Regions from separate parts of the Homo sapiens genome. Here regions 1 and 3 are each linked to region 2. A link is an interaction called in ENCODE POLR2A ChIA-PET data of the cell type or tissue named here. Cell type or tissue: GM12878. All regions are shown on one strand. Links, peaks and the distances in the headings refer to the core of each region. The heading gives the core; the rest is flanking DNA.

The links. Peaks named below come from ENCODE experiments on the same cell type or tissue, not always from the same donor. Only the 100,000 strongest peaks of a DNase experiment are listed, where the experiment ranks them.
Region 1: POLR2A ChIA-PET joins it to region 2 with 12 read pairs; 14 of 35 experiments call an interaction of 5 or more read pairs at or near these places.
Region 3: POLR2A ChIA-PET joins it to region 2 with 11 read pairs; 10 of 35 experiments call an interaction of 5 or more read pairs at or near these places.

What each region holds. Positions count from the first base shown.
Region 1 is chr4:153,495,157-153,501,513 of GRCh38, forward strand. All of the region lies in intron 3 of TMEM131L (transmembrane 131 like), which reads left to right. Among named protein-coding and RNA genes, the nearest start is that of TMEM131L, 32 kb to the left of the region's middle. RefSeq lists enhancers at 1-296, 2,538-2,617. In GM12878, for the core only: no CTCF peak of the experiment used is centred there; a DNase peak (open chromatin) is centred at 3,495; H3K4me3 peaks cover 1,824 bases; H3K27ac peaks cover 1,785 bases.
Region 2 is chr4:153,437,278-153,443,634 of GRCh38, forward strand. No RefSeq gene overlaps it. Among named protein-coding and RNA genes, the nearest start is that of TMEM131L, 26 kb to the right of the region's middle. In GM12878, for the core only: no CTCF peak of the experiment used is centred there; DNase peaks (open chromatin) are centred at 2,184 and 3,374; H3K4me3 peaks cover 2,079 bases; H3K27ac peaks cover 2,199 bases.
Region 3 is chr4:153,485,745-153,492,101 of GRCh38, forward strand. The region is part of intron 3 of TMEM131L (transmembrane 131 like); the gene reads left to right. Among named protein-coding and RNA genes, the nearest start is that of TMEM131L, 23 kb to the left of the region's middle. RefSeq lists enhancers at 1,799-1,848, 1,859-1,908, 2,529-2,698, 2,849-3,058, 3,689-3,748 and 2 more. In GM12878, for the core only: no CTCF peak of the experiment used is centred there; DNase peaks (open chromatin) are centred at 2,477, 2,867 and 3,467; H3K4me3 peaks cover 2,500 bases; H3K27ac peaks cover 2,500 bases.

The DNA of each region.
Region 1 (6,357 bases), core at 2,455-4,954, 59 kb after region 2:
ATACAAAAATTAGCCGGGCGTGGTGGTATGCACCAGTAGTCCCAGCTACTCAGGAGGCTCTGAGGTAGGAGAATTGCTTGAACCTGGGAGGCATCCTAGGTTGCAGTGACCCGAGATTGTGCCATTGCACTCCAGCCTGGGCGACAGAGTGAGAATCCGTCTGAAAACAAAAAAAAAAAACAAGTAAGTTAATTTTGCCAAGGTTAAGGATATGCCCGGAACACAGCCTCAGGAGGTCCTGTGCCCAGGGTGGTCGGGATACAGCTTGCTTTTATATATTTTAGGGAGACATGAGACATCAATGAGTAGGTATAAGGGGAGGGCAGGGGCTTCCAGGTCATAGGTGGGTAAGAGAGAAAAGGTTGCATTCTTTTGAGTCCTTGATTAGTCTTTGAGTGAATACACAATTTAGTCTGCCTCAGTGAATGCATTTTTACATAAACAATAGGTCAGAGGAAGCAATCAAATATGCATTTTTTTCAGGTGAGCAGAGGGATGACTTTCTGTCTCCACCTGTGAAGATGAGCTATCAGTTTACATTGCCAGGGTGAAATCCAACAGAACGTTCTGGGGTAAAGATCTTGAGGCCTACAAGGAATTTCCTTGTGGGTAAATTGTGAGGGAGGTATGTAACTTTTAAAATCTTTGTAGCTATCTTATTTAGGAATAAAACGGGAGGCAGGTTTGCCTGGCATGATTCCCAGCTTGACCTTTCCCTTGGCTTAGTGATTTTTGGGTACCGAGATTTAGTTTGCTTTCACAAAACAAGTGTGGAACTGTTTCAGTGGAGTAATGAGGATGTGGCTGTGCTGAGCTTAAAGGGGCGGATGTCAGCCCTGGCCAGAAAAGAAGTCTGAAGATGGATTCCTAGAGTGCCAACAAGGCCTCCGAATGCCAAGCTAGCCCCTCTCGAGGGCGGCGAGACCTGAAATCAGAAAGGCAGTTTCTTTAAAATAATCCCATTCAGAGTTGGGGCATCAAAATAGATTAGGCTATGGGTTTAACGGATAGGAATTCTTTAGAAAGGTATCAAATTATCCTTGCCTAAGCATTACTTCACAGGCTGGTCCTAACCTAGTTTTGCAAAACAAATCAAAACATTTTAAATCCATGGAACACTTTATTTAAACAGAATTTTCTGTAGAAGCCTGGTACAAAAATTAAATACGGGGCTGCTCCATTGCATCGAAAACGGGGAGGCCCACTGAGGCACAGGGATAGTTGCTTTTCCAGGACCACCCCCCTCATGTCAGTATTATTCAGCAGGGAACACAACCCGTTCCCCCAGCCCCACAGGGATTTCAGTAATCTAAGTCCCCTCTGCATAGGTCACTGTGACAGTGTCATTGTCATTCTCTTTGGTTTTGTTAGTGAAAGATTTAGGATTCAGTGTTTATGAAGACTTGTTTTGTTTTTGTTTGAGACAGGGTCTCATTCTGTTGGCCAGGTTGGAGTGTGGTGGCATGATCCTGGCTCACTGTGGCCCCACCTCTCAGGCTCAGGTGATCTTCCCACCTCAGCCTCCTGAATAACAGGTGTGAGCCACCAGTCTGGCTAATTTTGTTTATTTTTTTTGTAGACATGGGGGTCTCACTATGTTGCCCAGGCTGGTCTCAAACTCCTAGGCTCAAGTGATCCACTCGCTTTGGCCTCCCAAAGTGCTGGGATTACAGGTGTGAGCCACTGTACTTGGCCTATGAAGACTTTTTTTTTTTTGTTTTTGAGACAGGGTCTCATTATGTGGCCTAGGCTGGAGTACAGTGGCACGATCATGGTTCACTTCAGCCTTGAACTCCCAGGCTCAAGCGATCCTCCCACCTCAGCCTCCCTAGTAGCTGGGACTACAGGTGCGTGCCCTCATGCCCAGCTAGTTTTTGTGTTTTTTTGTAGAAATGGGGTTTTGCCATGTTGCCCAGACTGGTCTTGAACTCCTAGGCTCAGGTGATCCACCTGCCTCAGCTTCCTGAGGTGTTGGGATTACTGGCATGAGCCAGCACACCTGGCCAAGATTTTCGAAGGGAATGTTTTTGAGGACTTTGGGGAAAGTTTGTCTCCCCTCTGAAGGATGCCCGTGAGTGTGTGCTGCTGAGAGGATGGCAGAATGGCAAGGTGGGAGCATTCTGCAAGCATCATGACATCATTGAGCTACTGAATCAACCTTCCCTAGAACTGGCTTCCAGGACTTTGGGTCATATGAGTCATGTGAGAAAAATATTCTCCTCTACCTTTTTCTGAGTTAGGCCTCATGCTGCTTGAAGCTGAAAACATCCTGTTACACCTCGGTTTTAAGCACCCTCCCCTGGCCTCTGAGATAAGCCTCTCAGGAACCTGTGGCTCTCTAACCCAGTTTGAAACGTTTTGCTCTCCATAGAATTGTGTACCAGGAGAGTTATATTGATTAAATTAGGTCTTACATTTTATGTTATATATTCAGAGACATATATTTGTAGTCTGCATTTCAGGTAAAGCGTTTTCCATGTTGGAGGTCAAATCCCACGAGGTTCACGTATCTATTGCTGCTGCTTTACCCTGTTCTGGAAAAGAAAGTTATTTGCCTGCCGAACGCACAGACATGAGATTAGAAAGTGATGACAAGCGTTAATGCTTGGCTCTTTTTATCATAGACTATACTCTTTTCTACTCTATTATTTCATCTGTGTTTGTGTAACATGTATCTCACAATGCAGAAATCTTTTTTTTCTTTTTGTTATGAAAAATTTCCAAAAAAAAAAAAAAAAAAAAAGAAAAGTTGAGAGACTTGTACGGTGAACACCCAGATACACATCTCCTAGCTTCTACAGACATCCTTAAGGGTTCTGATGGCAGAGATCCGTGTGTAAGCATTTTGAAGTTTTTGGCTAAAGAAAAACGTTGTGTTCCGTTCTTTTTTTATTGTGTCGGATTTAAGGCACAGCTCCTGTTCAGCCTGCCTGCTATTCTCTGAGTTTATGTAAGTTTGAGGAGGTGGGTGGGAGAAGATGTAGGAGGATGGAAAATGAGCAGCTTGCTTTATTCACAAATGATGCTTGGTAGGCTCTGGACAGAGCCAGGGGTTTGGGGGAGTCCTGAGCATGGTGCCCTTGATCTGCTCTTGCACCCTCTGAGGCTGAGGGGCCTGGGAGGAGCCCTCCTCTGCTGGGAACTTTTCCTAAAAGCCCACTTACGGACAGAGAGGCAGGGTTTACAGCAGCAGAGCCAAGGAGGGCTGAGGCCAGCTTCCTTTGCTCTCCCACTCATTCCCAGCTCGCTATTTAATTTGACATCCTGGAACATGTGTTTCAGTGAATTGGTTCATAAAAATGTTTTTTGCAGGATTCTGGAATAGAGGCTGCACATTCTTTAGATACATGGCTAATCGCACTATGTGAGAGAGCGTGTGGGTGTGTGTGTATTTTTGGAGGTGGGTAGGGAAGTGGGGGGTGAGCAGAGTTCTTTCAAGCTCTCTCTTCACAAGATGCAAATGTTTTTCCCCTTAGGGTTTATAGAGAGTGTGAACAATGAGGAGTTGAGATCCTGTGGCCCTTTGGTCCCCAGGGTCTTCTCATTCGGCCCTACTGAGCAAGGCTGGCTTCCCATTTGCTCTCATCTTTTTCTCCTTCAGTCACTCTGGAAACTAGTAGTTAGGAGCTGGAAATTGAGAAGCTGCCATTTAGGAGTTTATGCAACAAATGCAGAGGAGAGTCTGTTCCAGACTTTGCAGTTATATCAACTTAGAGCTTTTGCCAACCTTTCTTGGAAAAAAACCCACTGGAATTAAGTGAAACTTCACAACACTGCACAATGTAGCCAATTCTGCATTTGGGGTATGTAAGCCTGGAACTGTGGGAAGCTGGAAGTTGCCCCTTAGTATTAACGTTTGTTTTTGTTGTCCTTTTCCTTGAATGTAGTCTTACGTAGAGAACTTGGACAGCCTGTCATTTTCCAAAACCTCTGTGGCTCATCCTAGGCACAACTCATGTCTCTCCTTTCTTCTGTTAGTGTTTAGGGATGGGCCAGGCCTGAACTAACCGTTTCAGGGCTCCGAGGCTGCGCCTTGTAACTTGTGAGCACTGGTTCTGGGCAGTCGCCTCCCTGCGGTTAGTGGTGCCCAGCCTCCAGTCGCTGTAGCTCAGACATGGCCTCGGGAGGTTTGGAGGATGCCCAGCGCTTGTCTGCCCATTGTTGCTGACCTGCCGCATTGTGTGATATGGCTCCATGTGCACATCTTCCATGGATTTATCAGTCTTGACAGGAGTCTTCCACTTTCTGCCAGTGATGAAATAGATCTTTATGATTTTTTTTTTTTTTTTTGAGATGCGTCTCGCTCTGTTGCCAGGCTGGAGTGCAGTGGCACAATCTCAGCTCACTACAACCTCTGCCTCCTGGGTTCAAGTGATTCTCCTGCCTCAGCCTCCCAAGTAGCTGGGACTACAGGCACGCGCCACCATGCCCGGCTAATTTTTGTATTTTTAGTAGAGAGGGGATTTCACCATGTTGGCCAGGATGGTCTCAATCTCTTGACCTCGTGATCTGTCCACCTTGGCCTCCCAAAATGCTAGGATTACAGGCGTGAACCGCCGTGCCCAGCCCCTTATGACATTCTTACCCTGATTGGTTATTCAGCTTCAGCTTGAGCACTTCACGTGATGGGAAGTTCACCTTTGAAACTGACTTTCCATTTTTGAGCCTCTCTCATTGTAAAGATGTTCTCTGATTTTGACTTCACATTTGCTCTCTTTAGTCTTCCACCGTCAGATCCCAGTCTCACAGACTTGAGACAGTTATCACATCTCTTCTCTAGGTTGGTTTTACCTAAATTTTTTTTTTTAACTCGCCCAGGCTAAATTATTCCTCATGTTTTTCAGTCAGTCCTAATGTTAACTTGGTCAGAACCAACCTTCCTTCCTCCCTTCCTCCCTTCCGTTCCCTTCCGTTCCCTTCCCTCTGTCCCATCCCTCCCTCCCTTCTTTCTTTTTGCAAGAGTAGATAGGGTCTCACTCTCTTACCCAGGCTGGAGTGCAATGGTACAATCATGGCTCACTGCAGCCTCAAACTCCTGGGCTCAAGCAGTCATCCTGCCTCAGCCTCCCATATAGCTAGGACCACAGGCTTATGCCTCCCCACCCCCAGCTAATTTTTATATATTCCTTTGTAGAGACAGGGTTTCTTTATGTTGCCCAGGCTGATCTTGAACTCCTTGGGCTCGAGTAATCCTCCAGCCTCAGCCTCCCAAAGTGCTGGGATTACAGGCGTGAGCCACCACACCCATCCCAGAACTTTTTTAGTTTAAATTTTGCCAATAGTGGATAGAGTGATTCTGTTGAGATCTGAATGGTGCCCTATGTAGTGAATCCATTTCTTTTTTGGTCTGGACTCTACTTATTTTAATGAAGCCCAAGATTTCATTAGCACTTCTAGTAGCAGTGTCTTTCTACTTGGATCGTGTTATTTTATGGCCAAACAAGATCAAACACAAACAAAAACCTTTGGGTCCGTCATCTTCTTTTTATTTTAATGGGAACTGCTAACTTCTCTTTCTCAATATACACTTAAGTAATGAATTGCCTTCTTTAAAATACAAATATTTACATTTGGCCTTGTTAAGCTTTATCTGGATGATTTAGAACTATCTTAGCCTATTGAGACCAAAGAAACACACACGCTCACACACGCGTGCATGCACACACACACAGGCATGTGCACTTTTTTCCTAGTTGTGAAAATCGATGGAATGACTACATGGCTTAGTCTCCTCTTTCTCCAGAGACGCCGTTTAATGATCAGATAGAAATTTAAAAGGTTAATAAAAACCTATAGTGAAGAAATGCTATCAGTTGATAATAGAGTTAAAAAAAAATTCTGGAAGATAGAAAGTGGATAACTGATAGAATATGGTAACTGATGAAAGTGGAAGATTAACAGGGTACGCCAAGTACCCTGCACAGTGGATTTAGAGAATCCCACCAAGCATATTGTGAAATTTTAGAATAGCAAGAATAATGACCATACTGGATGCTTAACTAAAGAAGTGGGACTTATAATGCCCACCTCACAGGGGTTTTGCAAGTTTTTTTTTTTTTTTTTTTTTGAGACGGAGTCTCGCTCTGTCACCCAGGCTGGAGTGCAGTGGCGCGATCTTGGCTCACTGCAACCTCTGCCTCGGGTTCAAGCAATTCTGCCTCAGCCTCCTGAGTAGCTGGGACTACAGGCGCGTGCCACCACACCCGGCTAATTTTTTGTATTTTTAGGAGAGACAGGGTTTCACCGTGTTAGCCAGGATGGTCTCGATCGCTTGACCTCATGATCCGCCTGCCTCGGCCTCCCAAAGTGCTGGGATTACAGGTATGGGCCACTGTGCCCAGCTGAGTTTTGCAAGTA
Region 2 (6,357 bases), core at 1,237-3,736:
GCAGTGGCTTGATCATAGCTCACTGCATCCTTGAACTCCTGGGCTCAAGGGATCCCTCCGACCTCAGCTTCCTGAGTAGCTGGGACTACAGGTGTGGGCCACTATGCCTGGCTAATTTATTTTTTATTTTTGTAGTGACAGGGTCTCATTTTGCTGCCCAGGCTGGTCTCGAACTCCTGGCTTCAAACAACCTTCCTGCCTTGGCCTCCCAAAGTACTGAGATTATAGGTGTGTGCTACCACACCCAGTTCCTTTTTAATTTTTAAAAGATTTTAGATTTTTTTTTTTGAGGCAATCCTTTCACATTTCTCACAACTCATCGTGAGTTGTTTTAATGTAAAGTTATTTTCCAGCAGATTGAAACAGTGAAGACCTCTGTATTCCAGGAGGGCAAGTGTTCTGCCTCTTCAAGATAGCTGAAGGAAAGGAAACTGTATAGCTCCCTGCAGTTTAAAAGTTAGTTGCGCACTGATTGCTTCATGAATAAAGCTGGAAGATCTAAGTTTGGGAGTGAAGGAAAGAGGATCTGCGGCCGGGCGCGGTGGCTCACGCCTGTAATCCCAGCACTTTGGGAGGCCGAGGCGGGCGGATCACAAGGTCAGAAGATCGAGACCACAGTGAAACCTCGTCTCTACTAAAAATACAAAAAAAAAAAAAAAAAAAAAAAAATTAGCCGGGCGCGGTGGTGGGCGCCTGTAGTCCCAGCTACTCGAGAGGCTGAGGCAGGAGAACGGCGTGAATACGGGAGACGGAGCTTGCAGTGAGCCGAGATCGCGCCACTGCACTGCAGCCTGGGCGACAGAGCGAGACTCCGTCTCAAAAAAAAAAAAAAAAAAGAAGATCTGAAAGAGAAAAATTGGAGAATACAGTCCCAGAGATTCATATTTCTAGACTCAGATCTCATGGACATTTTTGCCTGATGTGAAAAAACATTGTCCTGGCCAGGTGCAGTGGCTCACGCCTGTAATCCCAGCACTTTGGGAAGCTGAGGCGGGCAGATCACCTGAGATCGGGAGTTGGAGACCAGCCTGACCAACACGGAGAAATCCCATCACTACCAAAAATACAAAATTAGCCAGGCATGGTGGCGCATGCTTGTAATCCCAGCTACTCAGGAGGCTGAGGCAGGAGAACTGCTTGAACCCAGGAGGCAGAGGTTGTGGTGAGCCAAGATCACACCACTGCACTCCAGCCTGGGCAACAAGAGCAAAACTCCATCTCAAAAAAAAATACACTGTCCTGCCCAACCACACTCGCTGGTTTACTGCTCCCAAACCTTGAATAAAATTCTACAAGAAGATGGTGTATTGATGATCCATTCTATGCCTATCATTCTGCATCTGACTTCAAGTCTGTTTTATGACAGTTTCCATGTCTCCTTTAAAGAGCCCTTTGCTTTTGCAGGAAAATGAAAGATATTACCAGTCTTACAAAAGCATGTGGCTTCATATATTTTGAGTGCTATGAAATATTAATTTTTCTAAAACTGACATTATTTAGCAATTGGAAATGTGTTAGCTCTAACTTTCTTTTATGGGTACTTTTCTGTGGTTATAATATACAAAATTAAATTTACCACTTTGATCATTTTTAGGTGTATAGCTGTGCGGCATTAAGTACATTTTAGGGGCATTTTAAAATCTCTTCCTACTCTCAGTGCAGAGGTTCCTTCCTGCTTTCTCTATAAGTCATATCCAGCAGATAGTATTTAGGAACCCTTCATTTCTCAACTTTGTTTTGACAAAATTAGGAGTAATTCTATTACCTCTTTTTAAAAATCGGGATTCTAGGCCGGGAACAGTGGTGCACGCCTGTAATCCCAGCAATTTGGGAGGCCAAGGCAGTCAGATCCCTTGAGGCCAGGAATTCCAGATCAGCTTGGGCAACATGGTGAAACTCCACCTTTATTTTTTCAAAAAAGCGATTCTAAAGTGGAGTGGATGAAGGACTATGTCTTTCTTACTGGTTTATTGCTCGTCTGTGACTTTTTATTCACTAAAGATCCCTCTTAGGTAGATCTTAAACTTTCTCTCGCTCAGACTAAGTGATTTCAGTTTCATTATCTATTAATAGATACCTTTGCCCACACTTTAGTCGTGGAGTTCTCACAGTGGTTCTTCTCTGATACCTTGCCCAAGGTTATTTATATCCTGTTAATTTAAAAGTCTAGTAGTAGTGTCTGTAAACGCCGCTTAAAATAAAACTCACCAAGGGTTTGCCAGAATAGGTTTCTGGAGAAGAATCGCTGGTGTGAGCAGGAGCTCTGTCCCAGTGGGGCTGCTGAGTGTCACCCACTCCCCCACTGCGATTTTCTCACTGTCAGTCCCACCGCTTCCTGCCACTTGGTCTGGCTGGTCTTTTTTTTTTTTTTTTTTTTTGAGACAGGGTCTTGCTCTGCCACCCAGTGCCCAGGCTGCAGTACAGTGGCATGATCTCGGCTCACTACCTGGCTCAAGAAATCCTCCCACCTCAACCTCCTGAGCAGTTAAGACTACAGGCACATGCCACCATGCCTGGCTAATTTTTTTTTTTTTTTTTTTTTTTTTGTAGAGATGAGGTCTCACTATATTGCCCAGGCTAATCTAGAACTCTTGGGCTCAAGAAATCCTCCCGCCTCGGCCTCCCAAAGTGCTGGGATTCCAGGCATTAGCCACCGTGCCCAGGCTGGTCTCACCTTAAAAGCAACCGCCCAGATGAAGAAAAGCATTGCTTTCTTCAGTTCCTTATAGTTGAAACAGTATGACAGTAGGATAAACAATGGAGATGTTAAACTACGTTTTCCAGAGCAGACCTGATTTCAAATACCCTGAGCCATTGTCATACCTCATGTCAGGCAGTTGATTTGCTTATTCAGAAAACGTCCAAACTATCAATGGAGACTAAATGGAGGAGAAGTTACCCAAGCACCCCAAGAATAAGATGCGCCTCGAGACCATCTTAGTGCTCACTCGTGCCCCTCCCAACACGGTTCCTTTAACGTTGGTCCTTGATGAATATTTGTTGACTGAATAAATGAGTGGGGGATGGCCAGGTGCGGTGGCTCACGCCTGTAATTCCAGCACTTTGGGAGGCCGAGGCGGGTGGATCACCTGAGGTCAGAAGTTCAAGACCAGCCTGGCCAACATGATGAAACCCCATCTCTACTAAAAATACAAAAAATTAACTGGGTGCGGTGGTGGGCTCCTGTAGTCCCAGCTACTCAGGAGGCTGAGGCAGGAGAATCGCTTGAACCCAGGAGGTGGAGGTTGCAGTGAGCTGAGATCGTGCCACTGCACTCCAGTTTGGGCAACAAAAGTGAAACTCCATCTCAAAAAAAAAAAAGAGTGGGGGATGGACAGGTTTTAGAGACATAACAGCCCCTGGTAAGCAGAGTGACCCAAAAGGGGAAGCAGGGGCAAGTTCGGCAAGTTAGAGTGAGAGTAATTTTTGACCTAACGCAGGTGGGGAAGAAAATGAAAACCTGAATAGGTTTGAATTTGATCATATCGTGCTGGCTGTGACAACCCTAAATGATTTACAAATGGCTCATTAAAAAAAAAAAAAAAAAAAAAAAGTGTATCATCCGAATCCTCAACAAGAAAAAAAAGGAGCAAGAAAAAAGAATTCTCTTTTGTCCCTCCTACCCACATCTTTGCATGCCTGTCACCCCTCATGGATGCCATCCTCACTGTTCAGCGTCCTGTCCCCCTGATGCCCCATGGCTCTCACTTTACACTGATACAGCCAAACGTATCAGGAAGAACCAAATGTCTTCCTCCAAACTACACTTTGTCCTAAAACTATTCCTTTTAAAAACACACTTCAAATAAAGTTTTCAGTTCCTCAGAGTTGGGAAACTGTTCGATTGCCTTGTTATATGCATACTTAAGCCATACTCATCAGGTACTTAGTGATCAATACGTGTCTCCAATTACTTGATTAAAATACTGTAAGTCTGAATGACTGATAGGCTTCATTCTCCCAGGGAACATCTATGTTTTCTAAATTTCATTAGCCTAAATGAATCTAATTGATAAAATATATTAGGACCCTTCTGTGACAATTGTGGGCAATGTTCTCTGTCTACTGTCAGGCTGGAAATAGAGCTGTCAGTGACTTGGTATCCCAGTTTTATCCTGTTATAGTCTGTGGGAAGCCATTGTACATCAGTAGGGGAAAAGGCATAATACAAACATTTTAGAAAGTTTACTAGAGCAGGCCGGGTGCGGTGGCTCACTCCCATAATCCCAGCACTTTGGGAGGCCAAAGTGGGTGAATCACCTGAGGTCAGGAGTTCGAGACCAGCCTGGCCAACATGGTGAAACCCTGTCTCTACTAAAAATACAAAAAAAAGAAAAAATTAGCCTGGTGTGGTGGCACGCGCCTGTTAATTCCAGCTACTTGGCTCAGGAGGCTGAGGCAGGAGAATTGCTTGAACCTGGGAGGTGGAGGTTGCAATGAGCCGAGATTGTGCCACTGCACTCCAGAGTGGGAGACAGTGCAAGACTCTGTCTCAAAAAAAAAAAAAAAAAAAAAGAAAGAAAGAAAAAACAAAGTTTACTAGAGCAGTAAAGTTTAGTCTAGAGTTCCAGGAGGACTCTACCAGGTGATTTCTACTGCTGCTGGTCCTGGTGCTCATTGCCATTTAGGCTGAGTCCAGTGGAGGAAAGTAGGTAGATTCTGAGCTTAGTGATCCTGAGGAGTGCTACCTGGTTCTGAAACATGCACCAAACACTTAGGATGTACTAGGGGTTGGGGATACAAAGTAAGTGAGATAGAAAAAGGGTGATCAAGTCTACCTGAGGGGAGCACAGAAGAGAGGGTGACCAACTCTGCCTGAGGGAATAGAGGCGACAAGTAACCAAGTCTACTTTGAGAAAATGTAGACAAGAAGGTCATCCACTCCACTTGAGAAAGCTGCAGAAGGCTTCACCAAATAGAAAGGACTGAGCCTCACAGCACTTGCCATCTTGTTCTCATGTAGTTATAAAATCTTTTTGCCGGGCGCAGTGGCTCACGCCTGTAATCCCAACACTTTGGGAGGCCAAGGTGGGTGGGTCACCTGAGGTCAGGAGTTCAAGACCAGCCTGGCCATACAAAAATTAGCTGGGTGTGGTAGTACATGCCTGTAATCCCAGCTACTAGAGAGGCTGAGGCAGGAGTATTGCTTGAACCCAGGGGGCGGATGTTGCAGTGAGCTGAGATCACGCCACTGCCGTCCAGCCTGGGTGACAGAATGAGACTCTGTCTCAAAAAAAAAATAAATAAAATAAAATAAAATCTTTTTATAAATCTGGCTTTACTACTCTGCTGCTCCTTGAGGGCAGAGATTGCTTGTTCCAAGGTTTAGGGTAGATTAATGTACTACTTGGTATAGCATAATCATTGCTATAATTACTATTTTTAAATTTATTATTTACGTATTTATTTTTAGAGACATGGTTTCCCTATGTTGCCCAGGCTGGCCTTGAACTCTTGGGGGCTCAAGTGATCCTCCCACCTTAGCCTTCCAAGTATCTGGGACTATAGGAGTGAGCCACTGTGCCCAGCTGTAATTATTTTTGAAAGAGTTGACATCTTTTGTCTTGAAAGATGAGTAGAAATGCATAGGAAAGAAAGGATAAGGTAGCACATGTGGAGAGAGAACACCATAGCAAAATCACGGAGTTGGGAAATCCAGTGTGGTTGTTAGGAACACAATTAATTCATTTCTGGGGTTTGGAGTGACTGGGGGATAGGGATTGGAATAGAGGAATGCTAGAAGTGTGGCCAAGGATCAGTGTGAAGGGCCTTATAGGCTCTGCTAAGAATTTGGACTTCATTCTGCAACAGGAACCCATTCACAGTTTTAAAGCAGAGAATTAATTAGGTCAAATCTGTTTTAGAGGGATTACTGGCAGCAACATTGAGAGAGATAGGAGTGAAGGGAGGTTAGAGGCAACAGTCGGCAGTCCTTTTGTGAGTGGGGAGTGGAGGGACAGACATTTGAGAGAAAATTCAGAGTAGCACTCTTAGGATTAAGAGAATAGAAGGAGTTGAAGATTACATCAAGTTTTTAGTTTGAATTTGAACATTTGAGCATATAAGAAGAGAAGCAAGAAGGGGGAAGGAAGGAGAGATGATTAATTCAATTTTGAATACTTTGAGTTTGAGGAGCCTGCACATTCCAGGGAGAGCCATTGTATATGCAGCTGGTAGCCTGGAGGACAGGTTGGGGCCAGAGATACAGTTTGGGCTGCCGTAGTTGGAACCATTTGATTGGGTGAGGAACCCAGAGAGATCACATGGAGAGAGAAGAGAAACAGTCAAGCCCAGGGGAAACTGAGATTCCCTCCGTTCTTTTTGAAAGTTCAATGTCTTTCTCCCTTTTATAGAAAT
Region 3 (6,357 bases), core at 2,471-4,970, 50 kb after region 2:
AATCCTGTTTCTTCAAATCAGGTCATGTTAATCCACTTAATCCATAAAAATTGGATTTAAGTAATTGCCCTTGTGTAAACCTTATGGTTTACAAAGTGCTTTCACATGTATCTTCCTTACATAACCAGGTGGATATGTGGTAGTATTCCCATTTTATAGATGAGGAGACAGGTTCATCAAGGTAAAACAATTTGTTGAAGGTTATAGAGCTATGAAGTGACAGAACATGTGCGTGATCCTAGGTGTCCTCTCTCTGTAAGTGCATACTTGTCTGCTTTGGAGTGGAAAGCCACTTTCCCAATTAGATGTACAGCTGTCTGTCGAAGGAGACTAAGTCCGAGATTAACGGATGGAAGCAACTGAATACTTTCTTAGGCCCTAGTATTATATGGTTCCTAGCAAATCCCTGAAAAAAAAAGAGCATGACTCGTGTAAGATAGACCCAGGGTTGGTCCTTCAGTAATATTTTACTGTATGCTAGATAACTTCTTTAGTTTTATGCTAATTCTAAGTGTGGATTATCCACAGATATTCAGCTACATAGCTTTTGAAATGTGGAAAATTTAAATCTGAAATATTGGGATTAGTTTGTGGAACACATGCCATTGTAATGTGTGCTGAGAGGTTGCCTTTAGAGGAGCTGTCCTGTCAGCTTGCTTTGCTTTGGGATTATTTTCAGCAGCAAGTAACAAAACCCTGACTCAACCAGCTCAAACAATAAAGAATGCATGATGTCACTTAACAAGAAGCCTGGAGGCAGGGTGGTTCTGGGTTGGTTTACTCAGCAGGTTAGTGTCAGCACCTGGGAGCCTGGTTCTTCGGACCTGTCTGTTCTGTTGGACTCTGTGTGCCGTGCAGCTCCCCTCACGTTTGCAGGAGGTCTGTGTGCTTCACAGCCTCCCAGCCTCCCACCTGAACATCCAAAGGCAGGTTAAAAGAACCCCTGGCTACTTTCTCAGAAGTACTCCCCAGCAGACTTCCCCTTCACATCTTACAGGTGGGTCTGCACTCACCTTGAACCACTCACCCACCCACGCCTGTGGAGTGGTGGAACCACGTGATCAGCTCTGTCCTGCAGGGTTTAGTCATAGGGAGCACAACCCGGCTTTGCCTAAGTGGGAGGAAGGGAATGGGCAGTGGGAAGGCCGACAGCAGTGTGTGCTATGCTGAGTGCTATGCTGGGCCACCTGAGCTCAGCGAGAAATGAGCGGTCTAGGGCAGTGTTTCTCGAAGCCTGGTCCAGGGACCTAAATCAGCATCGCTTGGGAACTCGCTAGACTGGCCGGTTCTCAGACCCCACCCCAGACCTGGTGTGAATCAGAAGCTCTAGGGGAGGAGCCCAGAGATCTGTTTTAACAAGCCCTCCAGGTGGCTCTGATGCACGCTCAAGTTTGAAAACCATTGGCCCAGGGTGAGGCAGCTCAGGGACCATGTTACAAAATATACTTTTTGTGGAGGATTAAATAATGAGAGGTAGAAATAGTCTTGTAGGTAAAACAGTGGGTGGAAATTGGGAGATGGTTGCTTTTCAGCCTGACTTACCACCACTGGCCCAGGATTTTATCAAACCTAGAATCCGTACGTATTCTCTTCATAGGGTATGGAGTGTTAGCTGGTGGATCGAGTGTGTCCGAAGAAGTTCTGCTGCAATGATGCACATGGGGGTGGGGTTCCAGGCTGAGCTTTGGTGTCCACCTATCAGGGTCTCATATGTCCTGGCATGCCTGGTAAATAGGTGGGTTAGGCCATTGCAGGTCAGCTTCCAGGGGAGGACTGAGGAACCTTCTGAGGGAGAATTCATTCATTATAAGGGAAGTAAGTTTGGCAGAAAACCTTGGCCCAGTAACAGAAAGTCTCAGTTGTTGGATGGGAGTGGCCACTCACAGCACAGGGTGGTATGTGTATTCAGATCTGTCTCCTGGCCCAGGCCCCTGTGGAGCTGCACAGGCGTGTGTGTGTGTGTGTGTGTGTGTGTGAGAGAGAGAGAGAGAGAGACACCCTCGTGGGCCTGTGGCTGAGCTGTATGTGTGTGTGTGGGAGTGTGCGAGAGAGAGGAGCCAGGGACAAGGAGAGAGACCCTTGTGGGCCTGTGGCTGAGGTGTATGTGTGTGAGAGAGAGTGAGAGAGACAAAGAGACAGACAGACTCTGGTGGGCCTGTGGCTGAGATGTGTGTTTGTGAGTGCGAGAGAGCAGACAGGGACAAAGAGAGAGACCTTTGTGGGCCTGTGGCTGGTTGTGTGTGTTTGTGTATGTATGAGAGACAAGAGAGACTCTTGTGAGCCTATGACTGAGGGGTGTGTGTGTGTATGTGTGCATGTTGAGAGAGACCCTGGTGAGCCTGTGGCTGAGTTTTGTGTGCGTGTGTGTGTGTGAGAGAGAGACCGAGACCGTTGTGGGTTTGTGGCTGAGTTTTGTGTGAGAGAGAGAGACCCTGTGGGCCTGTGGCTGAGTTGTGTGTAAGAGAGAATGAGGGTGCGTGAGTGCACCAGTGTGAGTGGGGTTGTTGGGGCATGAGGAAGGATATTACTTAAGGCAAAACTGAAAGAAGTGTTCTAAAAATTCTGTGAGAAACTGGGGTGGGCGGAAGCAGCACGGGGCACTGCCCACCCCAAGGGGACTTCCACACCCCGTCCTGCAGCTGGAGGGCCAGGGCTGCCTGTGGGAGGAGTGGGGACCGGGCCCTGGTGAGGGCAGGGCCCAGAGGAGGCAGCCGGGAACTTGGAGAGAAGGAACAAAATTGGGACAAGGGCCTGGGCCTGGGATAGCCCAGCCTGTTGTGTGCCACTTACAGGGGAGAAGGGCCTCCCCAGCCACACAGCAACCCGGGGATTCCCTGCGGCTCTGTTGTGGTGGAGTGGGAGCATTTGCCAGCTGAGGGGGCTGGATGGAGTAGGGCAACAGGAAGCAACTCAAGTTCAAGTGTGGTGTATTAATTTCCCAGGGCTGTCTAACGAAGTGCCACAAACTGCGCGGCTTTAGAACAACAGAATTGTATTCTCTCCTCACAGTCCGGTGGCTGGAAGTCCTCTGTCAAGCCGGCAGGGCCACGCTGCCTCTGAAACCCTCGGGGAGTCCGCCCTCGCCTTTTCCTAGCTTCTGCGGGCTCGCCGGCAGCCTGTGGGGTTTCTTGGCTTGCAGCTGCGGCACTCCAGTCTCTTGTCGCACAGCGCTCTCCCTGGGTGTCTCCGTGCTTTCACGTGGCTGTCGTATAAGGACACCAGTTATATTGAAGCAGGGGCCCACCCTACTCCAGTCCAGCCTCATCTGGACTAATTGCATCTGCACCAACCCTGTTTCCAAGTCAGGTCACATTCTGAGGTACTGGGGTTAGGACTTTGACATATCATGTTGGGGTTGGTGGAGACACAGTTTAACCCATAACACATAGTCCCCAGCGAGACTCGTCTGTGAGCCCTTGTGAATGTCCCTCACTTGTTTTCCTTGCCCTCCCCCAACACCAGGGCTCCTGAGAAACGCCTTTTTGGTATTGGGCTGGTGATGTGTGAAGCGATCCACTGTGAAGCTTCCTTCCTGAGAGCTGCACAGACCAGTCTACGGCAGCTTTGGACTCCTGGGCTCCAGCCGCAGCTGCAAAACCCACGCAGTTTCTTCCCAGCTCATTGAACCTGGCCTTTTGGTTGAATGGATTTTATTTCTGAATTATTTCTTTGTGTATCTGTAGGAGCACGTCCAAGGAAAATTCTTTATTTTCACAAGATTGTGAGCACTGGGGAGAAGTATTTTTTTCTTGAGACAGAGTCTCACTCTCTCACTCAGGCTGGAGTGCGGTGGTACGATCTCAGTTCACTGCAACCTCTGCCTTCCAGGTTCAAGCGATTCTCCTGCCTCGGCCCCCTGAGTAGCTGGGGTTACAGGCATGTACCACCATGCCCGGCTAATTTTTGTATTTTTAGTAGAGACGGGGTTTCACCATGTTGGTCAGGCTGGTCTCAAACTCCTGACCTCATGGTCCACCCACCTTGGCCTCCCAAAGTGCTGAAATTACAGGTGTGAGCCACTGCGCCTGGCCCAATTTTTTTTTTTTCTTGCGGAAAATAAGTGGGCAGATTTAATAATGAGCAAATAGGCAAAACCATGAAATCAAACCTCGTTCCTTGTGTCAGAATTCAGAAAAAAGCGACTAATGTAACTGGTGCCAGGCTGTGTGTGCTGTGGTGTGTCTCTGTATGTGAGTATCTTAAACTTGTTTCATTATCAGTTTAATTTAGCAAATGAATACGAGTTGATTCCCAGGCTGAAGCAGGTCTTGGTGGGCCATTCTGTTGGTTTGCCAGGAGAATCCTTTTGTTATTTCCTGGAAATGCTTGAATCATAGATGAGTCTCTTCCTGCGTCCGTGTATTTCAGCTGCAGTTTTCCAAGTGTGTAATAGTGCTGTCCATAAGGAATAGCTGCTGTTACTGTGAATTGAAATACTTAACAGGTCTACTTTCAGGTGGATAAATGTCACATCCAAATTGCGTGTTAGTTTGACTTTCAGGTAACTTAATTAGCAGATTCATGTTTTGGGAAAATCTGATCTGTGATCCTGAAATTGGTTACAGTTGGTGTAATTCGTGGGTAATTAGGCGCCTTTACAGTGACTACTCTAGTCATTAGAGGGCTGGGGTAATTTGAGGTTGAAATGTGAGAGTGAGATGGAGAAGGCACTTGCTCTCTAGTCCTTAATCTTTTAATCCATTTAACCTGGGTTGTAAATTCAGGCCTTATTTTAATTTGAAAGTATGTTTAGGGAGCTGGGAAGGGGTTTCATTAATTCACCACTTTCAGGTAATATAGTTAGGAGAGGGAGGTTATTCCTAGTTGTTTATTTGGGTAAACATAAAGTTATTGTGAGTACTGGAAGGGCTCATGAAAGTTATGTTGCTCCTTGTTGGAAACAAAAGCTTCTAGATTTAAAAAATGAGCGGCCGGGCGTGGGGGCTCATGCCTGTAATCCCAGCACTTTGGGAGGCCGAGGCGGGTGGATCATGAGATCATTAGATCGAGACCATCTTGGCTAACATGGTGAAACCCCATCTCTACTAAAAATAAAAATATTAGCCAGGTCTGGTGACATGGGCCTGTAGTCCCAGCTACTTGGGAGGCTGAGGCAGGAGAATGGCGTGAACCCGGGAGGTGGAGGTTGCAGTGAGCCGAGATCACGCCACTGCACTCCAGCCTGGGCGATAGAGTGAGACTCTGTCTCAAAAAAAAAAAAAAAAAAAAAGAAAGCCTAAAACCCAAAGAAAAGCACCACAAAAACAAGACCCCGTTCAGAGATGTGTCATATAGGTATTGTCCGTGTCGAAGTCAGAAATACATTTGTGGCATGTGGAATAGGCTTTATGGACACACAGATATCAAGTAACCTGATCTCTTGCTGAGTTTAAGGCCTGTCACGTAAATGCACACTGCTTACGTTTTCTTTTTATTTCCACTTTTGAATTGGGGATAAAAGGGGAAACTGGTGAAGGAAAGACATGTTCCTAGAGAGCTGAACACCTGTAATATTGACTAATAGAAGGGAAGAGAGTAGGTAGGAAGTAAGTGCAATAGGAAACTGGTAAACAGAGAAGAGAAAAACCGTGTTTTGAGATGGATTGGAGGCATTTTTTGTCCACACACTTGCTTTGGGGATTTTTATTAGGTAGACGGTAATTAGAGGTGTCAGTCATATGAAAGTAAATCACTAGTCTTTCGTATTACTGTTTTCTCAGTGGTCCTTATCAGTTTTTTTTGTTGCTCTGTAATCATTCATATGGTAAGACTTAACTTTTAGTCATGTAAATTTGTTTAGGGACAATTTAAACTATTTTGTCAAATTAGTCGTTTTATTCCAAGTTGTACGTCTTATGCATTTATTTAGTATAGTGAAAGCCTTATATACACATTTAATATAATTAGTCTCTGGATATTTGGATTATTTTTTAGTAGTACTTTTTTAGAGTGTGGGTTTTTTCTTTTCTTTTCTGTTTTTGAGACAGTGTCTGGTTCTGTCACCCAGGCTGGAGTTCGGTAGCCCAGTCTTGGCTCACTACAACCTCAGACTCCCGGGCTCAAGCCATCCTTCCACCTCACCCTCCTGAGTAGCTGGGACTACAGGCACTTGCCACCGTGTCTGGCTAATTTTAAAATATTTTTTGTAGAGACAAGGTTTCATGTTTCCCAGGCTGGTCTTGAACTCCTAAGCTCAAGTGATCCACCCACTCCCCAAAGTGTTGGGATTGTAGGCAGGAGCCACCACACCTGGCAGTTTTTTCCTTCTTGTTTTGAGATGGGGCCTTGCTCCATCACCCGAGCTGGAGTGTAGGTAGCATGATCATAGCTCGCTGCAACCTTGAAATCCTGGGCTCA